3 separate regions of the Homo sapiens genome follow, and all the other regions are linked to region 2. The links are chromatin loops, found by intact Hi-C in ENCODE. Cell type or tissue: heart left ventricle. All regions are shown on one strand. Region 1 has its middle 46 kb from the start of RBM33-DT. Region 2 overlaps RBM33 (RNA binding motif protein 33). Region 3 has its middle 15 kb from the start of PAXIP1-AS2.

Evidence for each region. Hi-C counts contacts between places; a loop is a spot of excess contacts. Peaks named below come from ENCODE experiments on the same cell type or tissue, not always from the same donor. Only the 100,000 strongest peaks of a DNase experiment are listed, where the experiment ranks them.
Region 1: it touches region 2 in a loop (12-fold over the local background); 90 of 110 quality-filtered maps call a loop at or near these places.
Region 3: a loop joins it to region 2, with 4 times the contacts of the local background. A loop is called at or near these places in 32 of 110 quality-filtered maps.

Annotation. Positions count from the first base shown.
Region 1 is chr7:155,594,420-155,602,419 of GRCh38, reverse strand. No RefSeq gene overlaps it. Among named protein-coding and RNA genes, the nearest start is that of RBM33-DT, 46 kb to the left of the region's middle. RefSeq lists a silencer at 3,311-3,605 and an enhancer at 7,384-8,000. In heart left ventricle, CTCF peaks have their summits at 3,303 and 3,506 (motif pointing left); a DNase peak (open chromatin) is centred at 3,489; H3K27me3 peaks cover 2,233 bases.
Region 2 is chr7:155,763,829-155,771,828 of GRCh38, reverse strand. RBM33 (RNA binding motif protein 33) reads right to left here. Exons shown (of 18, transcript NM_053043.3): 15 at 7,811-8,000; 16 at 5,174-5,362. Among named protein-coding and RNA genes, the nearest start is that of SHH, 45 kb to the left of the region's middle. RefSeq lists a silencer at 3,214-3,407 and an enhancer at 7,771-7,930. In heart left ventricle, CTCF peaks have their summits at 3,107 and 3,306 (motif pointing right); a DNase peak (open chromatin) is centred at 7,529; H3K27ac peaks cover 1,298 bases.
Region 3 is chr7:154,909,536-154,917,535 of GRCh38, reverse strand. No RefSeq gene overlaps it. Among named protein-coding and RNA genes, the nearest start is that of PAXIP1-AS2, 15 kb to the left of the region's middle. RefSeq lists an enhancer at 3,449-3,538. In heart left ventricle, CTCF peaks have their summits at 3,438 and 3,639 (motif pointing left); a DNase peak (open chromatin) is centred at 3,615; H3K4me3 peaks cover 653 bases; H3K27me3 peaks cover 3,532 bases.

The DNA.
Region 1 (8,000 bases), 170 kb after region 2:
CAGTGCGGTCAGGAGAGCCGCCGGCTACCACTGGCTGCCGGAAGCCCGTGGCCTCAGCGAGCCACAGCCGGTAATGAGGCTCTGAAGCGTTGTGCGGCCGGGCTCACCGGGTTGTGTTTTCCTGTGAAGCGTCGTGCGGCCGGGCTCACCGGGTTGTGTTTTTCACATCATCGGTCACTCTACTTCTTTGTGAGGGATCGAATTTTTAGAGGGTCTCGACCAGCAAATTGATAAATGAAACGTGCTGTATAGAACAGCATGAAAACTAGCGGAAAACACTGCGCCCAGCTCAAGTGTTTTCTCATGAAACTTTGTTCCCTATGTGTATAGCATGCGTGTTCCATGTCACCAGGCGAAGTGTGAAAGTCCTTGGAAGTCACAGTTTGAAGAAAAAGAAGGCGACTGTGCTAGAGTTGCTTGGAAGTTTGTTGGGAGAGCGATTGGTACTTCAGCTCATCATTAATGGCATAGTAAAAAGGGAAACCCAGAGTTTAGGGAAGCAGAGGCTTTCTGAGAATGCAAAATTGAGCAGCATTTTTTAAAAAATGCAATTCCTTTCAATCTTTTCACAGAGCTCTGTATATTCTGTTGTCTGTACACAGAAAGGGCCATTGCTTGTACCGAATCACTTCAGATGGAAAGTAATTTCCAATATTGCTGTCATTCTACTCCCCGGCTCCTTCCTGGGACGCTGGGGATAAAGGAGAAGGAGAATTCCTTTTCTTCCTTAGGGCAGCAACAAAGCCTTAAAAAGATCCTCAAATAACAAGTTAAAGGCATGCTTTTCTTCTCCATGTGGGAGACCTGAAATGAAAATTAATGGAACAGAGGTATGTGTTAAAAGTAAGTTTTAAATCTGATTGACTGGAACCTCTGCTTGGGCTACTGAATGAAATTAATTAGTGACCTAATTGGCCTTGTTTCCAAAAATCCACACCTAGATTCAGACAACAGCCCTGCGTTGCTGAAGCACGAGAATCACTTGAACCTGAGAGGCAAATTTTGCAGTGAGCCGAGATCGTGCCACTTCACTCCAGCCTGGGTGACAGAGGGAGACTCGGTCTCAAAAGAAAGAAAGAAATAAGAAATAAGAAAGAAACCTTTGCATATGGCTTTCGTGTGGACCTAAGTTTTCATTTTTCTTGGGTGAATAGGAGCAGTGAAATTTGTGGGTAGTAAGGAAGCTTATGTTTACCTATAAAAAGACGCCAGTCGGTTTCCAAGGTGCCTGTGCCGTTTTGCACTTGCACCAGCAGAACGTGGCAGAAGCTGCTCTAAATCCCTGTCAGTACTTGGTATTGCCAGGTTTAAAAAATAATTTAGCCCGGGCGCGGTGGCTCACATCTGTAATCCCAGCACTTTGGGAGGCCAAGGCGGGCGGATTGCGTGATCTCAGGAGTTCGAGACCAGCCTGGGCAACAAGGTGAAACCCTGTCTCTACTAAAATCCAAAAAAAACCCTGGCATGGCGACATGTGCCTGTAGTCCCAGCTACTCGGGAGGCTGAGGCAGAAGAACTGCTTGAACACAGGAGGCGGAGATTGCCGTGAGCCGAGATCGTGCCACTGCATTCCAGCCTGGGCAACAGAGTGAGACTCCAAAAAAAAAAAAAAAAGCCATTTTAAGAGATGGGTTGTAGTATTTCATTATGGCTCAATTTGCTTTTCCCAAATGGTGACTGGGGTATTGAGCTCTTCCAGGAGCGCCATTGCCCTCCATATAATATACCCTCTTTGGTGACATGTCTGTTTGAACCTTCTGCCCATTTTTTAAATTGGTTTTTCTTATGATCAAGTTTTGACGATTCTTTTTATAAAGTGAATACAAGTCCTTATCAGTTCTGTGCTTTGCAAATTATTTCCTTCCAGTCCCTGGCTTGTCTGTTCATATTCCTAAGTGTCTTTCAAAAAAGCAGAAGTTTTAAATTCCGATGAAGTCCAGTTTTTCAATTTCTTGTGTGGGTTGTATTTTTAGTGTCCTGAGTAATCTTTGTCTAACCCAAGGTTGCCAAGACTTTCTTCTATGTTTCCTTCAAGAAGTTTTATGATTTTACGTTTTACATTTAAGTATGAATGATCTATTTTGAGTTAATTTTTATTATGGATCACAGTTCAAATTTTGATTAAAATTATTATTTTCTGATATAAAATGTAATGTAGGCTCATTGTAGAAAACATAAAATGGAGAAAGTAATAAAATTACCCAGAGCCCAGCCATAAGTGAGAACCTCTTTCAGTTTATCTCCCTCTTTTATGTACAGTGTATGTTTCACATAGTTCAGACCACACTGTACATAGAATTTGTATCTCCCTTTTATCCACTTAATACTTTATTAGAAATACTTGCTCATACACTGTCAGTAAATTGGTTTTTTAAATGAAGTCTCTTTTAATGGTTTTCTTCCTCCTAAAACAAGTTTGTTGCATAAAACTTAAAAACATAGATGAGCAAAAGAATAGCATGAAATATCATTAATCCTACTATGTAGAGACAGCTTGCCTATATCCTTTCAGATGCTTAGCTCTGAAAGTATGTATGGGCATTATTTTATTGACTAAACATAAGCAGTCATATAAATACTTTATAATTGAGTTACTATTCTGTTGCAATATTTAGAATGTGTCCTGTGTTTTACTGTTACACGTACTGTTGGAGTGAAAAATCTTGACTCCATATTTTGGATTTTAGATTTTTTTCTTGGGTTAGAGTCCCAAGACGGTTGCTAATAAGTCAAAGACTATGAATATTTTTAAAGCTCCTGAGTCTCTGGCTCCAATTCCCTCCAGAAAGTTTGGATCAATTTATTTTCTCTCATGTAGGACTCATTATTAATACATTTTGATGTGCAATAATTTGATAGTGAATCATGACATCTCGGTGGGTTTTTTTTTTTTTTGGATTTGATTGCTATTGAGGTTAAACATTTTTTCCAATGTTTACTATCCTTTGTGATGACCTATTTTGCGATTTCTCTGCTTTTCCTTTTACTTATAAGTGAGCATCTCTATCGGGGCACACTCAGGCATATTCACCTTTAGAGAGAAAACATCAGAAAGTCCTGGCAGTTTGACATTACCACTTAGTATAACGTGCGGAAGAGACAAGGAAAATGTATTTCCATCAATCTTGGCGTTGTTGGCTTCTTGATTTTCTGAAAAATAAGAAAGACAAAGTAGATTTTTTGACCTTTGAATTCTTCAATTACCATGCCAAGCTTTCAAGACAATTAAGCCATAAATATTCTTTATATAGGATCTTAGCTTTCTTAATCCCTGATTGAGACCTTGCGCTGCAGGAGCGTGGTGGTGCAAAAGCATTGTCTCAGAGGATGCAGACGTGTTAATAAAAGGTGGGTTGTCAAATGTGTTTAGAAAGAAAATAACGAAGAGAGAACATCATTTGCCTTTCTTAGGTGTCCTGACGATATCACGGTGGGCATTGAACGCTCCTTGAGCTCCCGCTTGGTTTCTGCTCTTTCTGAGCCTTGGTGCTGCCATCTGCTGGCCGTCCTCGGCACTGCGTGTGAACGGCTCCTGAGAAAGGACCAGTTTTAGAATATGGGGCTGAAATGATGACTGAGGGTTTAAGCCTGTTTTATATTTCTGGAGAATATGTAATATGAGCATATGTTGTTAAATATGGCCTGTTAATTCACTCAAAATTGAACAAATGCTCCGGAACAATCCAGATTTGCAGTTTGATGCTCCCATATTGGCTCTGCAACAACTTTGATGGTGGTGGAGCTGGTGATGGTGATGGTGGTGATGATGATAAGGAAAAGCTAGAGATCTTGTTGACGTTATATAAAAGGTCCTTGAACAGCAGAGTTGGTATAGGATTTTAGAGAATGCTTGAGTAACTGGAACTCCTTCGGGAAGCCATCGCATTGAAGGTTGCAGACTTTCTTTGTTTCGTCTGTTCAAAGGGAAATCAGGGGCAGGGGATAGGAAATTCAAACCAGGCTGGGTAGGTATATTCTGCTTTAGAAAAATCAGATTTTCAAAACTCGAATTCATAAGGTGAATAACTTAAAAGTAGCACTTGATTAATTGCATTACAAAGGAATTCTTCTGTTTGGGAAAATATGCTTCCTATTTCTTTCAAATATCTTTTATTCACTTAAAATAATTGGGTTAACACATTGTTCATAACATCATTCATTTTGGGGGGTGCAGAAACACCAGTATCTTAAACCTACTTTGAAATGCAAGATCTTATCAATCTTTATTATTCTTAGATGCAAATTTTGCATGGGTTAAATGGTGAAAGTAAAAGGAGACGCATCTGCAAGTCAGTTTCAAACTGAAATATGAATCATCAAATACCTTTTAGTATTTGATGAAAGATGCACATTTTTCTTTTCCTTTCTAGTCAGAAGATTTTCTTTCACAATCAATTTCCTGCTGGGAAAGCATGAGGACTGATCTATGGGAGCAGAACAAGCCCATTTAGGCCACTTCAAAAATGCAGTACACTTGGCAAGGCCAGTCTGAGACCCAGTTAATGATTCACAGTTTAGAAAGATATGCCTGCTTGTAGATCCAAGTTCTCAACTTAGTAGTTTATTTAGTCTAAGTTTGTGTTCTCATTAGGAGCTCTCAGTCCATCAAATGGCTATTAGGAAAGAAAACAAAATCAAAATGAGCTTTGGGAACCAAACCTCAACGTAGGCCTGGGCTGTCACTCTCCACCCCACATTGCCATGTTTACGTGTTTTTAATGAGTGAGGAGCCCTTCTCATAGGGGCCAACCCCAGACAGCTTGGATGGGACACGGAGACACAGGATGTTCAGCACAGACACCCCCCAGCTGCTCAGTGCTGAGGAGGCATTCATGAGCTTGCTGCTGTGGTTCGGAAGAACTCCAAAGCTAGACACCCTGTTGGTAGATGCTTGTGTGATGTGTCCAGTTGGGTGAGGCTTGGGACTAAGGTGATCCAGGTGGCCTTTAAGAGATTTGCAGTTGAGGAATATTTTTGGCCGATGAGTAAGTCTCAGGAATCCTGCCTGCTTTGGGCAGCAAAAAGAACATTCCTCACCTTCCAGGTCAGGCAGATGGCTCATGCCTGTAATCCCAGCACTTTGGGAGGCCAAGGCGGGAGGCCAATCATGAGGTCAGGAGATGGAGACCATCCTGGCTAAAACGGTGAAACCCCGTCTCTACTAAAAATACAACATATTAGCTGGGCGTGGTGACATGTGCCTGTAGTCCCAGCTACTTGGGAGGCTGAGGTGGGAGAATCACTTGAACCTGGGAGGCAGAGGTTGCAGTGAGCCGAGATCGCGCCACTGCACTCCAGCCTGGGTGACAGAGCGAGACTCCGTCTAAAAAAACCAAAACCAAACCAAAACAAAACGTTCCCCACCTTCTGGAGATGAGGCATCAACACTGCAAACAGAAGGGAAAACTGTGGCAACTTCAGAAGGCATCATTTTAGGAATTTGAAGGTAAATGAATATGCACATATTTCTAGATGCAAAATGTGTCTGGATAATTTTAGAACCGTTTTGCATCTCCATTGCTTTTTGAAGCTCCCACAGGTACAAAATGCAGCCGTTTTCCTAAACACCTGCTTAGTTTCTTGATCTAGTTAGATGAAAGAGCAGAACTATGAAAAATTACTCCGACAAGCATTCCTTTCATCTTCAGGCAGTAAACCATCTTTAAAATCTGATGAAAATGCTTTGAAACAAATAAAATAGCTGGATGTGGGATTCCCTGGAGAGAGACTAGGCATTTTCCCATGTTCCTCAGTTGCAAAACCAGATGTTTTGGAGTCAGAAAACTGTGGTTTTAAAATGTAAAGCCTAAATTCTTGACTTCTCTGCCCTCCTGTGACCATCATTTTAATGTGTGCAATTTATTTTTGATAATTAATCGTTTCTTTGCTCCCCCTCCTAGGTTCTGTGGTTTTTGGGGTCCAGGTACAGGTTGCTCTGGGGCTCCCAGGCATCTCTGCAATCAAGGAAATTGGTGCCAATTGTGAGTGTCCGGGTGGAGCGGGACAGGGACCAGGTGAAAGGGAGGGAGGCCTGGGGATGCTGATACAGGAGCTAGAAAGAAATTAATTTAGGTAGATAGTGAGGGTAAAGGAGTCCTCGGCAAGGTTTCCCTTTTAAAAAGAAGCAGTCCCCAAATCATTGCTTTTCTAACAAAGAGAAGCCTGAAAAATCGAGCTGCAAACACAGATAAGCAAGCTGGAAGTTTGCATGGGTGAATGCCGGCAGCTGGGCCAACAGAAAAGGGCTACCTGAGGGCTGGGCATGTTCAGCATGGAGGCGCCATCTTCCCTTTCCTTTGTCATCACTTGTACAGTAACGAGGCCGGCAACATGGCGCCAGCCAGGTAGAGAACCCACCTGCATAATAAAAGATTAGGGTGGCAGACCAGGTGCAGTGGCTCATGCCTGTAATCCCAGCACTTTGGGAGACCGAGGAAGTTGGTTCATGAGGTCAGGGAGTTCGAGACCAGCCTGGCCAACATGGTGAAAACCCATCTCTACTAAAAGTGCAAAAATTAGTCAGGCGTGGTGGTGGCACCTGTAATCCCAGCTACTTGGGAGGCTGAGGAAGGAGAATCGCTTGACCCTGGGAGGCGGAGGCTGCAGTGAGCTGAGATGGCACCCACTGTACTCCAGCCTGGGTGACAGAGTGAGATTGTCTCAAAAAAATAAAATAAAATAAAAAATAAGACTGGGGTGGCCAGCTTCTTCATGAACTATGCAAATGGCACACCTAGTCCTAACCAGTTCTTTGCGTGCTATGCACATGGCACACCTGATGCGACCAAGCTTTTGTGCTTTATGTACATCAGACAGTGCTGCCTCGAGCTCATTTATAAAACCTCGTGCACTTCACCTCAGACCAGAAGGCCCACTTGGGACCCTCTGTCTCTTCAGGAGAGTGCTTTTCTCTTTCTTTCGCCTCTTAAACTTTCGCTCTTAACCTCACTCCTTGTGTGTGCATGTCCTTGATTTCCTTGGCATGAGGCAATGAACCTCAGATACTACCCCAGACGGACAACACTGCTTTCATGTCTCAGTTTGTTTGAGTTGCTGGAAGAATGTATCAGGCTGGGTGGCTGATAAACAACAGGCATTTATTGAGGCTGCAAGTCTGAGGCCAGGGTGCCAGCACAGTGTGGCCAGGTTCTGGGGAGGGCCCTATTCCAAGTTGCAGAGGGTCATCTTTCTGCTCTGACCTCAGTGGTGGAAAGGCTCCGAGGGTTCCACCCTCATGATCTCATCACCTCCCAAAGGCCCCACCTCCAAATACTTTCATCTTGGGGGTTAGGGTTTCAACATAGGAAATCTGTAGTTACAACATTCAGTCAGGTAAAGGGAACTGGGAGTGGATGGAAACAACACCCTCTCCCTCCGGTGGGGGCGTATCCACTGTTCTCCATGCCTTCCTCCTTCCCCTCCTGCCTCTGTGTGATTTCCCTTCCCTTTCAGCCATCCCAGATGTTAATTTAAACCTGATCTCTCCCATTTAGTTTAGTCTTTGAGCACGCTATTCTCCACCTGTTTGCTGGATTACAGCTTTTGTGGGGGAGAGGGATTCATGGTGAAACGTAAAGGGAAGTGGTCTCCATTTTAATCTAAACAGTTGTGGGCACTGTGGCCTGACTGTGGAACAACAAAGGTGAGGGCACTAGCTGAAGAAGGAGTGGACATCCTAAGCCTGGCACAATAAGGATGTCTTGGGTTGAGGGTCTCAACCTGGCTCACAGCAGAGTCTCCTGGGAGCTTTGAAAATGCTTGTGCAGGGGCCCAGCCCTGGGGTGCTCCTGCAGTTGGTCTGGGTGCAGCTGACCTGGGTGCAGCTGGTCTGGGTGTAGCTGGTCTGGGTGCAGCAGCTGATCTGGGCACAGTTGGTCTGGGTACAGCAGCTGGTCTGGGTGCTGCTGGCCTGGGCACTGCTGGTCTGGGTATAGCAGCTGGTATGGATACAGCAGCTGATCTAGGTGCAGCAGCTGGTCTGGGCACTGCTGGTCTGGGTG
Region 2 (8,000 bases):
GGTGGAGGTTGCAGTGAATCATGATCACAGGATCATACCACTGCACTCCAGCCTGGGTGACAGAGCGAGACTCTGTCTCCCAAAAATAAAAAATAAAATAAAATAAGAAAAAAGAAAATATCATGCAGTTCTTTTGGGAAATAACATTTCTAGATATATGTGGTGACTTTATTTCCTTTGGGCAATTTCACAATGTGAAATGAGGGTATCAGGCTGCCAATCATACAATATTTGGTATCAGGTTTTACTTGTAATCTACGTAGCTTAAAAACCTCGATTTGATTGAGAAGCTATCCGTGAAGAAAGCATTAACTTCCAGTGAGATTCTTCAATCAGAGGAATGCCTTGGTTTTCAGTCACTCAACATAATGAACAAGCGTGCTGCCCTAAAATTTGCTTCCTGTCTACCCTCTCTCCTTACATTTTTGTACCTTCTTTCAGAAATAAACCCTGTTTTCTAGATACAAAATTGTAGAAATTGTCAATATTCAACCATTTTTGACCTACCAAAATGACAAGTATTCGTGATTTATTAGGAGCAGAGGAAAAGAAACTTTCCAGTGAAAGCTTAAAGACATGGTCGCCAGCTTCCACTGTGAAAATATACACGTCTACACACCTGAGCAACACGCTATCATAGAGTTAAAACTTTTCTTCACCCAGAACAAACCACAAGTTAGAATTTGTCTCAAGTCTACATACTGACCTATGTAAGGACCTCCTTCTTCACCCCCAGCCCCCACATAACGTACTGGCAGGGAGAGGGGAAAGCCTGGCACACCAGCTCTCACCCTGATTGGCTTTTCATTTTTCAGAGACATCTTCAGACAACTTCTGAGGAAATCTCACTGGGCTACTAAATAAGTAGCAAATGCAAGTTAAAAGAATACACTTCAGCTGGCAGCTTCACACATGTGTACCCAGCAATCCCATCCAGAACCGTAAGATCGAATCAACAACCATGCCACCTGGCAGCGAAAAGCTTCCATGTTGTTCAGAACCCGCCTCTTTTCCCCATGAAAAGTTCTTCCTCTTTTGAGGAAGAGTCTGTGCATGTGTGTACATGTCTGTGCATGGCTGTGGTTGTGTGTGTGCATGCATGTATAAAGATAACTAAAATGTTACAGGATTACAACTGATTCTGCAATCCTAAACACCAAGCTCTTTTTCTCCCTCTGGCCAACAATTCTAGCACCTTAAGGAATCACTTAAAGGAAAAAAAAAAAAAAAAAAAGGTATCAGCTGCTTTTAAACACAAGTCAAACTGCTTAAAATAGGCCCAATTTATAAATCATGAGAGATGTAAATTCTTGAGCCCCACCCTAGAGCAGAGTCTGACACTAGAGCGGGTGGGGGAGGCACTCCCTGGCAGGAAGGGCCGAGAGCCCCTGCAGAGCCTCAGTGAGCCTGCTAAGCATTTCTGTATGGAACGGTGTGCAGGACTGGCCCATGGGGCTCCCCTCTACACACAGGTCATTGTGTGACCAACCTCCTGTTGGAAATAGGGCGCCTGAAGCCTGCACACGATTCCAGCGGTGGGCTGAGTGGTAAAGAAAGGTTCACAACAGTGCTCTGGGCAACTCCAGCCCGCACCGAGTTTTCTGCCCCATTTCAAGTTTTCATCTATTATCATAACATGCTGGGTCTTCCTGGACACCAATTCTGGCACTTCCCCTGAATTTCAACGTTTGGGCTCTCCTGCACATCCCGGGCGCGTTGCTCCTTTTGCTCTGGTTTAATTTTAAAACGTCTCCTGACCTCTCCTTTTCCCTTTTCACTCCTGGTTGTCCCATCTTCCCTGTCTTACGCATGCTTCTCCTCTAAAGCACAGACAAGCTCTGTGTTCTCACACAGGTCTCTTCAATCCTCCTCCTCCTTTTGGAATGATTAACAACCGTGTTCTCAGAACCCTGTGGGAGAGCCTCCAGTTAACTAGCTTTTCCGTTGTGGCTTCCCATCATGTGCCCACACACATCTGTTCTTTAAGCCTGTGACGTGGGCTTTTCTGGAATCCGTGTCTGACACTGCTTAGTGTTTTCTTTCTCAATTGTCCAAACTTCAAAACAACTCAGCTGCTCACTCAAGATTCCAACATTTTCTACTTCACCAACCAGGCCTTCCTGCAGTCAGAACCAGACGTAAAGGGGCTGTCTTCTCGGTGATCCACTTTATCTTAGAAGCAGAAGCAGAATCAGTCAGTCAGACGCCGAGATGATCCCACCTTCCACCGAGTTCACAGGGCCTCCATGGTGGGCTGAGATCCGCTCTGCAAAGGGCAGATTCTTCTCTGAGCGGTACTCTCTACATTTCCATGCCTACCCCCAAATCAGCAGCGTCAGGGAGAGGCTTCTGCACTGCATCTCCGAGGGCTCTCCTCAGCAGCCTCTGGGGGACGGCAGCCCCCCTGGCCTTGGGAGCAAAGCTGACTCGGGAGAAGTCGGTCACTAGGGCCCAGCCAGGGAGGCTGTGCGCCCACTCCCCTTCTTCCCGCTGCTTTAATGTGCTTTCCCGCAAGAAACACAGATGACGGTTTCTTGCTTCTTTCAGTTCCTTCCAGATGACACCCAGGAAGAACGAAAGAGTTCCTATGTGGTTTATGAGTAGACAGAAAAAAAAAATATCTAGTCTTCGAAGAATCAAGTTCTTGTCAAGTTACAATTTCTGAAACATGGTTACAGTTCGAAACTTTTTGGAAGACCATCTTCTGGTTATGACATTTCTACGAAATCTTCTCATTCTTCCTCACTGAGTCTATAGATAAATGTCTTTGAAATGGACTTTCTGGAGAGGCTTATTAATGTAGTTTAAGGAAGTAAAACACTAATCTGAGAACAAAACTGGCTACCACATCACTGCTACACTGAGAAAAGTTCTCAAATTCCATGGGTTTAAAAAGTATAGTTAACATGCAGTGACAGCCGGGTGCGGTGGCTCACACCTGTAATCCCAGCACTTTGGGAGGCTGAGGCGGGCGGATCACGAGGTCAGGAGATCAAGACCATCCTGGCTAACACAGTGAAACCTCGTCTCTACTAAAAATACAAAAAATTAGCCAGGCGTGGCACGCGTCTGTAGTCCCAGCTACTCGCGAGGCTGAGGCAGGAGAATCGCTTGAACCCGGGAGGCGGAGGTTGCGGTGAGCCCAGATCGCACCACTGCATTCCAGCCTGGGCGACAGAGCGAGACTCCGTCTCCAAAAACAAAAACAAAAAATAACATGCAGTTACTAGAATCTTCTAAAATTAAAAGGCCCAAAGGAATGAATATAGGTCCTCCTGGTGTAGACACCACCTGGCATTACACCAGTGAACACTAGGTGGTGCCATATCCCAAAGAGACAGAGACTCGACACTATTCCAAAACATTTAGGATAAAAAATATTTGTGGCTCACGCCTGTAATCCCAGCACTCGAAGGAAATGGAAGCAAATGGAAGGAAAAAGAGACCATTTAAGAGGTCTATACAAACCCACGGTACAAAATGCAAAATTCAATTTAAAAGACAAGACAGAAATTAGCTGGTTTGGCAATGACTCCAAGCATATTCTCACAATGTAGGCTCTGAGCCTCACTCAATGCTGTGAGAAGCAAACAGTACTTGCTGTTCAGGTATGGATCTTGACAACTCGATCACACTCAAAAATATTCAAGAAAATGATCAAGACTACACAGGATGAAGCAAAGTCCACAAAAGTAGCAGGTGACATATGAAAACAACAGTGCAACCCTTCTGCCCACAGGGAAGTGCAGATCGCCCCAAAGACAGGAGGACCAGCAGGACACTGGGCCACACACGTGAGGCCTCGCCAAGCGCACCCATCTGTGGCTCACAACAGACTAGGCTCAGGGTTTTTTCATCTGGACTCACTGCTACACAGTTACTGGACCAGAATTCTCCATCACCATTTATTTTGAGAATCTCAGATTAGGATAACCACATTTTAATCCATCTAAAATGCTCTAGTGTCTACCGTGTTCCTGCAAATTAATCCAGATTATGATCAATTGTTTTGAAATATCCTTAAACATACACTGTACGCTTCTAATAGCTGATGAAGTATTCCTAACTGCACCACTAGGGAGCCCGCTCTATCACAAACAGAAGCCAAGGCTTTGGGTTAACTTTCCATTACTACACACCAATAAAAATGAAACCTATCTCCCCAGGAAGCCAGTAATGAAGATGGCAGCAATTAAACCCAAGTAACATGTATGTTTCTGGAAGAGTTTTCATCTATTCATTTTTAGGAACTGTCAACAGCAGATGGAGATCTAAAACATGTACATTAATTACCCGTATCAACCCTAGTGTTAACATGTTTCCAAATCCACCCATGAAGCTAGAGGCTGTAAGAGATTCTTGAAAGAAAGCACTTTGGACTCCTCAGAACTCTGACATGTACTCTGTGCATCCAAAAATGTCTTATTTCCAAAGTGCTCTGCCCCCAGACACACCAGATCCCACCACGGGACGCACGGTGCGTGGCAATGGCAACAATGGGCACCACAGGTGGCACCTGACGGGGAGGCCAGAAATCGGACTGAACAAGCAGGTAGCTTCTTCGCTGGGTCAGCCTACAGAGACCAGGAGTTTCCGTGGAAAACCCTGTTTCCAGTGGACCTGGAACTGTGTTCCTTTTCATGCATCTCATTTGCAGCCAGCTCAGCAGGCATGTTTCAGCATTAGAGTTAGCCAGCTTTAAATTAAGAGATGAAGATACAATCCAAGATACTGTCATATTTGTAAAATCTAAACCAAGTCACAGCTATTTAGCACATGAAGCTATTTCTGGAAAGCAAGGAAAAGAAGGCTAAATACTTTAAAATGTAATGTTATTACAAATAAAACAAGTCATTTGATAGAACAAAAAATTTTGTATGTATGTGTGCAAGTGTGAACCTTCTATGACAATTAAAAGGATCTCAAAGGATAATCTGTTCAGCTGGGGTATTTATTTCTTAAAATTTATAACTAAGAATCTGAAAATTTCAAAATAAACGTTTGAGGCAAATGTTCTGATACTAAGTATGCACAACAGGTTATTTGTCTTACTTCCCAAGTATTATTTTAATATGAAGTAGCCAACACAAAGGGCACTGTGTTTTAAATCAAGAAATGATTTTGTCTTGGGACACAACTACCCGTGGCACAGATGCCACCCCCAGGCGGCTACCTGAATGGGTCCCACTGACATCAGCAGGCTCTTCAGCTGGGCATCCGTGGTGGACGAGGACAGCCCCTCCACAGACACCACGCAGGGCTGGGGCTTGCACTCCACCACCCGCAGGTTCTGCTTGTTTGGCATCAGGCGCCCCCGGCCCATGGGACCGGCCACTCCTCTGCCTCGTCCGTGCATGATGGCCTGGTGACAACAAAGGAAATACATTCAGAGTTTCAAGCCTGAGCTTCTTCGATAGTCACTAAGATATAAAAGTGAACAAATAACTTAGAATCCATTAAAATATACCATGAGCTACAGGATTTTCTGTAGTTTTCTATCCACTATCAGAGAATGTTTTAATAGCTAAATGAGACAACTATATCCAGCAAGTTTAAGTGTAGGCGGAGGAAGAGGAGGGAGCTGACGAAGCCTGCACCTCTCCAGGGGCCACACGCTTGTGCTCGGTGGGCACTCTGTGTCATCATCATTCTGTGTAGATCAGGCACCCGTCAGGGCTGAGAAACTTGCTGCAAATGACAGTTCAGAATTTGGATCCTGTCCTGAGAGTCCCAGAGCCCCCATTTCTCCTAGTGTAGTATAGGCTGGTTTAAGCAGGACCTGCTGTGCACAGTGCTAAGTCCACCTTACAGTCACAACAAGCCACAGCATCATGTACCTGACTCCGCTGGCAGAGACTACATTTGCTACCCTGAAACCCTCCCAGGCAGATTCTGCAACCAGAAATTCAGCCGTGGCTGCACATTTCCATCGTCTGCAAGCTTTTCAAAAGAAACAAAACACAATTGTGACTGAGGACCCAGGCACTCCCCAAGTATGATTCTGCTGGTCTAAGGCGGGCCTAAGCATTATTATTTTTAAAAGCTGCCAAGGGTTCAAAACTACTGCTCAAGGAACTTTTAAAGAAGAGGAAACTGCTGAACTTTCCCACACTTTCTCCAGATTAGAAAGTCAGAGAGAACATATGTGCCCAATGTAGCCTAGGACAGCGGTGAAGCGCAGAAGGCAGGGTGGTGATGGACGGCACTAGGTTTCCAGATGGCCTACCCGAATCCTGTTGGGGAGTTCGGGCAGAATGCAAAAGTGGCCTCCCAGTCCATCACAGAGAAAGGCAGAAAGTTAGGTGGAAACTGGAATAGAACCTCAGGACTTGAGTGTGCACGCACACAAAAGGAAACGAAGAGAAAACCTCCACATTTCTTAGTACTCTGAAGAAGGCAGCAAAACTATGCCTGTGAATTAAGTTTTAAAACAGTTGCAAGGGGTTATTTCAAGAGAAACCACACTGGAAAATGCACATGAGAAGTTGCAAGTTACAGTTACCCTGGCTGGAAATCAGTAGTAACTAACTAGTCTTCTGTTCTAACTAGAGTAAGTTATGATATTAACAATAATATCTCTAACAAATGCCTACTTATATACACCAGGCACCAGGTTTTTTTAAATGCATCTTCTTATAAGATGCTCAGAATTGCTTAAGTAAGATAGGAAACATCATGACCCTCAGTCACAGGAGCATTTACATTTAAGTTGAAGAAACTCAAGTGTGCTGTGCGTGTGCGCGTTATGGAGGGTGTTTCTAAGGCCTTTCTCATCATATATTCAGGGATGGCACCTGAAGGAAGAAAATTCAGACCACAGCGATCTTTAAAGAAATCCATCACTTTAACACTGGCGTTATCACTGAATCTGTCTACACATCTGTTTTCTAGTACAAAATGGAATTTTGTTTGCTCTCATATCATGAAGTGTTTATGAGATAAGACGAAGTAACTTAAGTACTTCAAAAGGAGCCAGAATAGTCTTAATAGTGACACTACTTCTAAAGTGACGAGATGACGAGGGAGAATGAGCGGGCAGACTTGCCGTTCTCCAGAGCGCAAAGCAGGGCTGCGCCCAGGTCTCCCTCTGCATAGCTCCACCCAACAGGTGCTACTGGCTTCTGCACCAAGAGGGCACTTCACTCTCAAGACTCTGGGGAGCCAGAAAGATGCCTCACTAGAAGCTGAGGGGAAGGGCGCTCTGTCACTTGCGTACGTGACAGGATGTGCTCCCAGTGCACAGACGGCCACTCCAACAGAAAGGGGGATGGGGAGCACCCTTGCTTCCTGCCTCACAGCCTGAGCTCAGAGAAGCTCCTTCCAATCCCCAGGGTTAAGGGAAGGATTAAGCAGCTGGGAACTGTGGCCTAGAGCAAGTTACTTCATTTCTAAAGACCTCAGTTTCCCCTGTCTCAACTGGGGCCATGAGCATGCACTTGATTTCACATTTGTAAAATTTCTGGTGAGTCAGTGAACACAGGAAGGAAAGCATGCTGACACGCAGCAGCAGGCGCTGTCCCGAGAGCACAGCAGATGCTGCTGGGTCGACAGTTCAGAGCGGCAGGAAGCAATCGCACTCCTGGCTGGCTGCGGGTGCTCTTCTGGGTTTGCTCTGTGAAATAAGTCAGGAGAGGAAAAGGCTTTGGTGAAAATGTTAACGCGTTTTCAAAGCCAGAACAAAGGAAATGATGGTTCACTTATGAATGTGAGTACTACTGTGTGCCATGCGCTACAAATTAGAGCACGTCTGAACACTGCCTCACACCGGCCTTCGCGTTTCCAGGGCTGCGTGCGAGGCAACAAGCAGTACCTTCTTCGCCGGGTGAATTCCTTGGATGCTTTTGATCCCTGGAGGGACAGGCGAGTGTGCGTGGGGCCCCGCTGGCAGATGTGGGGGCTGCTGGAGGCCCCCCCTGGTCAGCGTCACCTTGCGGGCAGGCTGTGGTCCCACTTCCGGAGGCTGGGGAAGCCGCTGGGGCTGGCCTTCTGGGTGAAAAAAG
Region 3 (8,000 bases), 850 kb after region 2:
TGGAGACTGGTTACTCGTCATCTGGCAGTGGGTTACTAGTTTGGAGACTGATTAATTACTAGTCATCTGAAGATTAGTTAATAGTCATCTGGAGACTGGCTACTAGCCGTCTGGAGACTGGTTACAAGTCATTCGGAGACTGGTTACTAGCCATCTGGAGACTGGTTAGTTATCAGTCATCTGGAGACTGGTTAGTAGTCATCTGGAGATTGGCTACTAGTCATGATCTGGTTACTGATCATCTGAAGATTGGTTACTAGCCATCTGGCAATTGGTTACAATCAGTTACTAGTCATCTGGAGACTGGTTACTAGTCATCTGAAGATTGGTTACTAGGCTTGTGGAGACTGGTTAGTGCACAGAAGCACTATCCAGAGGTTGAACCTCAGAAACACCAATTCACCATCAGACACAGAGGCCAGTCCAAGTGCGCTTCTCGTCCGATGCATGCACCTGGTTCCCGTTCCAGCCGTCACACCCCATTAGCCAAGGAGAGGAATGAGAGTAATAATAATTAAATAGTAATGATGGGAAACAGTGCACAGTTAGGACAGGTGCTTGCACTGTGCTTGCCCATGCCCGATCCTGAGCTAAGTCCTGTGCATATACACACCCACTTTATCCTCAGAATGCCAACAGAAGACAGGTGCTGTCACTTCCTCCCTTCCACAGCAGAGGAGGGCAGAGCACAGAGGTTTCAGTAGCATGACCAGGGTCTACCCCAGGCACAGGCTCCAACATCGCGCCCTTAGCCACTGTGAGTTATGGCAGGTGGTGCTGGGTCTCCTTTTACTTGGGCCTGTGGACAGAGCAGGGGGCTCAGGTGACACTTCCCACCCACCGGCCTTCTCTCTCTGCCGGCGACATGCAGGGCCCCGAGCCGGGACTCTCCTGGGGCGCCCAGGACAGCTTTCCTCTTACGTAGGCGTCCCCTGTTCTTGCTGGGCATTCCCCGCCTGCCCCTGCCTGCCCCCCACTCGGCCCATCTGTTCCCAGGCCCTGATCCCAGCCTCCAAGCCAGTCTTGCCAGCACACACGGACAGGAAATGATGGCACTTTTAAAGATGCAACGCTTTTGTTTTGGAGTCACCTATTGAGCCAAGACACGGGGACCTGGGCAACACGTGGTTTTGTGGATTGGTGCTGGGAAGGGGTGGCCTGGGAAAGCTAAGGATGGAGGAGAGGAAAAGGGAAGCTGCAGGCTGCTGTGAGGGGTACCCCTGGTCAAATGGCACTTTGGGGATGAGGAGACTTGGGATCCACTTGTAACCCCAGCCGCACACTGCGGGGGATCTCTGGGGACACTTCTGTCACTTGTATTTTATTGCACTAAGAGCCTAGAAGTTTGATCTAAGAATGGCAGAGTCAGCAGCCGGCACTGTGGAGCCCTGATTTGTGGTAAAAATACTGAAATATGGAAATCCTCCCACACGAGTTTGTAGTAGCGCTGCATGAGCCCCTCTCTTGGGTGTCCCCGCCCACTAATATCACCTCATCATCCGGCACCAGGGGAGCCAAATACCTGACATGGGGGAGCTTGGAGGGGGCTGTTCCAGCCCAATGTGGGCAGCCCCAGCGGGTTGTGCCCCGAAGCTGTTAGTGCTCTGAACATCACCTCTACTCTGAGGTAGGGTACTGTCGGGTGTGCTGGGCTGCAGGTGTCCTGGGCTGAGGGCATATGGTGTCAGGTGTGCTAGGCTGAGGTTGTGTGGGAGTCAGGTGTCCTGAGCTGCAGGTGTCCTGGGCTGAGGTTGCAGGAGTGTCAGGTGTGCTGGGCTAGGTTGTGGACATCAGGTGTCCTGGGCTAGGTTGTGTGGGTGTCAGGTGTGCTGGGCTGCAGGTGTCCTGGGCTGAGGTTGTGCAGTGTCAGGCATCCTGGCACCGCCTCTCCACCCAGGGCTGGGCCTGCTTCTGGAACCCCCTTGGGTTCTCTGGGGCTTTGGTGCTCACCACCCTGGTCTAGAAATGGAATGCCGGCACGGGTTTCAGAACAAGGGCTCTGAAGCCACATGACCCTAGGTTTGAATGGTAAATGTACTTTTAATGTGATCTTGAGAATTTTTCTTCAACCTCTGTAGCTCTGTTTTCTTACCTCTAATAGGCCTATGGCAAGGATTAGATGAAATTAGCACAAAGCGGGATCTTCCAAATCCTCCTCCTGGTCTTAAGGTACCTAGGGACTGGTTAAAAGTAGGTTCTTGGACACCCCTAAGACCTGCTAAGTCAGACCCCCGGGTGTGGGGGGCAGTGCAGCCAGCCAGGCCCGGGAAGCCCGGGCCGCGTGTCTCCCCAGCGTTCTCCAGCTCTCAGCAGCACCCGCACTGCAGCTGGGCTCCCTGCGCCTGGAGCCCCGGGTGCTACCCCCGACCACCACCGTGTGGTGCTGGCGCTGGGTGACTCACACTCTGCCAGCTGTGCCCCAAGCAAAGCCTCCGCGATGGTTGCGGGCTGAATCAATTGTGTCCTCCAGATTCATAAGCTGCCGGTCGAACTCCCAGGACCTCAGAATGTGGCTTTATGTGGAGCTGGGGTCTCTACGGCGGCCAGTAAGGTATAATGAGGTCATGTGGGTGGGCCCTGATCCAGCAGGACTGGTGTCCTTCCAAGAAGAGAAGATGAGGATACAGCCGTGCACGCGGGGACAGTCAGGTGAGGGCACGGGGAGAAGACGGCAGCTCAGCTGAGGAGAGAGGCCCCAGGCAGAAGCAGCCCTGCCCACACCCAGATCTCGGGCTGTGGCCGCCAGGACTGGGAAACGCAGACGCCCGCTGCTGAGCCCACTGGCCCGCGGTGCTGTGTTGCTGCTGCCGAGCTGACGAGGATGTGAGATCCTCCCTGGCTTTGCCTGCGGCCGCCCGCGAAGCCCATTTACCCGCCTCGTCTTGCTGGTCCCCAGGCCCCCCGGGGGGACGGGTTCCCCTTTGGCTTCTTGCAGTGGCTGCAGCCCTGGAAGCTGCTGGGAGGAGACGGCTGGGGCTGGGCAGGGCTCGGAGCTGACTTCGTGTCACCTGAGCGAGCTGCACAAAAGTCACAAATGCCACCCTTTCTACGTGTGCTGATGGGTCACTCCGCAATTCCTAGGCATTGATTTTGTGTCTGGGAAGGTCACCGTGGCCCACACGGACAAAAGCTGCTGCTCTCCTGGGTCCCGCTGGAACCAAAGGCCCCAGAGAACCCGTGGGGCTTCCAGAGGCAGGCCCGGCCCCGGCTGGAGGGGCGATGAGCAGGGCACCCGATGCCTGCGCCGTGGTGGGAATGCGGGGAGCACGGCCCCCGGAGGGTCCGCCATCCCCCGCGGCGCACCGGAGCCTGACCCCGGCTCTCCCTACACCTGCAGCCTGCACGCGACTCTCTCCGAGCTGATTTCTGCGGCTCCCGCTGCCCTCGGCTGGCTCACTAGTTCCTTCGAAGCCTGTGCGCTTCGGACCCCGCTCCATCTCTCCTCTAAAGAGGAAGCCAAGAGTGGGTCCGCAGTCCCTCTCGGCGCCACGTTAGCCCGGGAAGTGTTTTCACCTCCCGGGGCTCCTCATGGTACCTTTGCAACTCGCAGTCCCAGAGCGTGCAATCTTCCTCCAGGTACCAGGGCCCGGCCCAGCCGGGAGGCCTCAGAGACCTGCCAGAGCTGGGCCTTTGCTGCCATCTGCTGGCGGCTCTCAGATGACAGGTTGAAGGCCTGAGGAGTGGCCTCCCAGGGCCAGTCCAGTTCAAGTTCAGCAGGGGGCAAGGCCTGAACTCTGCACTCCTGAGCAGCTCCGGGGGAGGCCCAGGTGCTGGCCACGCGGCAGTTCCGCTGCGCTCTGTTCTCAGACGCGGAGGCCGATCTAAGAGTTTCCGCTGCTTGGGAACCTGTGGCCACATCGCCTGGTCTGGGTTTCACAGGTTTGGGGTCTTGGGGACCCTCTGGCCAACCATCTCATTTCCCATTGGCTGAAGCCCAAGAGGTTCCAGCGACCTGTCCAGGGTCACAGAGCTGGTTCTTGAATAATTGGGAAGAGATACACCCCTTCCACTGCCCAGAAATGTTTTCCAAAGACTGTTCAAGAAACGTGAGTTGGCGGACAGAGAGCAATGCCGGGTGGGGAGAGGCCGCTGCAGGGCTGAGAGAAGGGGCCACATGAGCGGGGAGGAGAGTCTCAGGGATGAACGGGGCTCAGAGCCCACCCAAGGACGCCAGCTGCCCCTGTCTCCGTCCTGCTGCACAGAGGTCGTTTTCGCAGCTGTAGAAATTGGTCACATTTCTGTTTGTGCCAAAAACCAATTTGTACCAGTCGACAAATTGAAAAGCATGTGCTTTCAATTGTCCTTGGCACTTGAAAAAACTAACTTTCCCGTGATTCAGACCCACTTCCCTGCTGATTTTATATTTCCGATGTCGAGTTCACGTCAGCTGTTCCTAAATAGGAGGGAAGCTGTACAAAAACGTCTCTGCTGTCAAAGACAACACGGTCGTATTGGAGACACAATTTTGGAAGGATTTTTCTTGGCAAACCCACTTTCCTCCAGCTTGGGGATTTAACATTTTTTTTCTTCTACCATCTGCTCCCTTGAGGCTTGGAAAGGCCTCAGCTCAAAAGCTCAGACCCGAGGGTGCTGATGAACCGCACCTGGCCTACGGAGGGGGATGCCAGCACTTCTCAGTGTCAGCTTCACTCTTTATGGTCATTGCTCCACGTTCTTTTTTTTTTTTTTTTTTTTTGAGATGGAGTTTTGCTCTGTCGCCCAGGCTAGAGTGCAATGGCACGATCTCGGCTCACTGCAACCTCCGCCTCCCAGGTTCAAGCAATTCTCCCACTTCTGCCTCCCGAGTAACTGGGATTACAGGCACCTGCAACCACGCCCAGCTAATTTTTTATATTTTTAGTAGAGATGGGGTGTCATCATGTTGGCCAGGCTGGTCTCAAACTCTTGACCTCAGTTGATCCATCTGCCTCAGCCTCCCAAAGTGCTGGGATTACAGGTGTGAGCACCGTGCCCAGCCTGCTCCACATTCTTGTAGTGTGCAAGGTGGAGTCGTTAGCCAGAGATCTATACTCAGGAAACGGGTGAGTGACTGGTTGCTGGTGAATCTAGCAACTTGATGTCACATGGCAGGTCATTTATCTGTGGTCATCGTGCTCTGGTGGACAGCTGGTTAGGGACAATACAGGGTAGAACAGAGAGGCAGCCCACCGTCCACTCCTTTCTGTGTGAGACTCACAGAAAGACACTGTTTCTGGGGTAACAAGATTTCAGTCTAGTTGGGGAAATGGAAACCACTCCAAGAGCAATTAGCAAGAAAAACAAATGTCATTACATGCTGAACATGAAGTGCTGAGCTGATGACACTGGAAGACATGGCCCGATGACAAGAACAAAACTTGACCCTGTGTTGCAGACAAAAGGTGCGGGGACCTGAAGCCTGTCTCTCTGGCCCTGCCCAGGCTGTCGGGAACAATCAGATTAACATCAGCTGCTGCTCAGATTCCATTATCTGATATCAAGCCGCTGTCCTGCTGGTCATTGAGCTGCAGTTAGCAATTTTCTAAAATTTAAAGTAAAGACCTTTGGTTGCCTATGTGACCCCTGGGCTGGGGTTTGAGGGAGAACTGGAGCCTCAAGGATGTGCTCAGGCCCACAGGGCCCTGCAGAAGGATCTCAGTTCTACAGCTCCTGAGGGCAGCTTTCTGGGCCAGGCCAAGGGAATCCATGGGGCCAATGAGGCTGTCCAGACAGGCGGTCTCCTGTGTGTTAGGGGAGGCAGGTGACTAGCATCTGGGATTGTATTAGTTACCTACTGCTGTGTAACATACAACCCCAATACTTAGAAGCTTAACACCACACTGATTATCTCCCAGTGTCTGAGGGCCAGGAATCTGGCTGAGGCTTGATTGCGTGGCTCTGGCCCAGGCTCTCTTGGGAGTTTGCAGTCAGGCTCTCAGCAGGGACTGCAGCCATCTCAGGGCTCTGCAAGACAGGCTGCTCAGGGGCCTCTGCTTGAGTGGCAGCTGGGTTTCCCCAGAGTTAGTGATGAGACAGAGAGAGACATTCAGGCAGACATAGACACACAGAGAGAGGAGAGACAGAGACTGGGAGAAAGAAAAGGAAAGGAGAGATGGAGAGAAAGAGAGGAGAGCGGGGAAAGACCAAGCACCAGCCTTAGAAGCCACAGTCTCTTATTACCTCCTCTTAGCTCAGCATTGACATGCGGTCACTGCTGGTCACACCAACCAGCCCTTGTGCATTGTGGAAGGGGCCTCCACAAGGGTGAGCACCAGGAGGGGGATCTCAGGGCACCAGCTTGGAGGCTGGACACCACAGGGATCTTGGGCCAAACTACAGGATAGGGCTGAAGTTCAGGACTGACTGTTACAAGGCCACCAGGTCATAGCCCCCCGTGCAGTCGCAAGCCAATGCACCAAGACAGCAGGGTTTGCAGCAGAGAAAGAGTTTAGTGGCGGCAGGGCTCCAGGTGAGGAGATGGGAGGAGACCCTCAAATCCATCTCCCTGGGGAGTTCTGGGCTGGGGTTGTTAAGGAGGGTGAGGTACTGGAAAACTGGGATGGTTGATTGGTCAGGGTGAGGAGGGTGAAGTCATCAGGAGGTGGAAACTGCATTCTCTGGTGGGGACTCAGCTTTTTATGGAGTCCTTCAGACCAGCTGGCATCAGTAGTTGCACTGGTACACAGGAATTGAAAGGATATCTCAGAGAAATGTAAACAAAACTTAACATTTCATAATGTTCAACTTGTCTATAGAGCAGTTCAAGGCATCTGTAATCTGTGCCAGGCTTTATGTGATTCTGGGGTGAGAGGCAGCAAACGGCAATGAGGAAGGGGTTGCAGAGCAGGCTGACCCAGTGATTCATGCTGAGTGTGCTGCAGCTTGGTCTATTTTCCTTTCTCTTCCTCCCCTCAGCCCTGATGAATTTTATAAAGTTCACAGGGACAGTTCCTGACTGGGTGGCTAATCCAGGGTCTAGCAGTCCGAGCTCTGCAGTGGGGCCTGGGCCAAAAGGAATGTGGGTGTGGGGATGCTGATGCCAGCATGAGCTCCTCCTGGGCTGCAGGGATGGTGCACAGGCTGGAGATGGAGTCTGGCCTGTGTTGAGAAGGGGCAGAGACATTCTCTGACCACACTGCTAGACCTGGGTCCTGCTGTCTGCCTGTTGTGGGTGCCAAGCACTCGTCCATCTGGGCAAGTCCACAGGGACAGGGGTGGTTCTGTGCTGGCCCCTTGAGACAACAGGCAACAGTGGTGGGTGTGCACAGAGCCAGGAGACGTTGTGGCCCTGTGGCCTCTGAGGGGCACCCGCCCAGCAGGATGGATGGACAGATAGAGCCTCTCCCTGTGCCTCCGCCCCACTCTGGCCACACAGGGCTCTCTGGCATTCTGGGGTTGTGCTGGGGAGGCACTCCCTTTGGGCCATGAACTTGGGGTTCCTCTGCCTGGAGCCCCCTTCGCAGGCATCTGCACCACGCATTCCCCCACTCCCCAGGGCTTTGTGTAGACTCCAGTTTCTAAGCAGGGCTCCCATGCCACCTCCATGAGAACGATGCCTCCACCCCAGCCCAGCCCCTCCTCATGCTCTGCTCTCCCTCTGTGCGAGGCGCCCTCTCGGGCAATAGATTTCTCATATGTATTGTCGTTCTGTCCCCACTGGAATCCAGCTGTGCAGGGGCCCGGCTTCTGTGTGCTGGGTGCTGCCATACTGTGCTCAGTGCCCAGGGCTGGGCCGGGCACAGATGCTGGGGTGTGAACTGGTAGCGGCCTGGGAGGAGTCATGCAGGGTGGGCATGAAGAGGAGAGTTTGCCAACCAGGAATGAGACCTTCCCCAGCCTCCAGGGTGTGCCCCTCCCTCTCTCCTCCGTCCTCCCTGCTGTGGAAGGCTGTCTGGGAGGGCAGGTGACCCTGTCGCCTGTTTGCTTCACATCCGTCCTACTTCGTGTGGCAGATCTCCCTGCAGGAGTGGAAAGGGTGGCAGTGCTGTCTCTCAGGGCCGGGGAAAAGCATAGGAACCCGA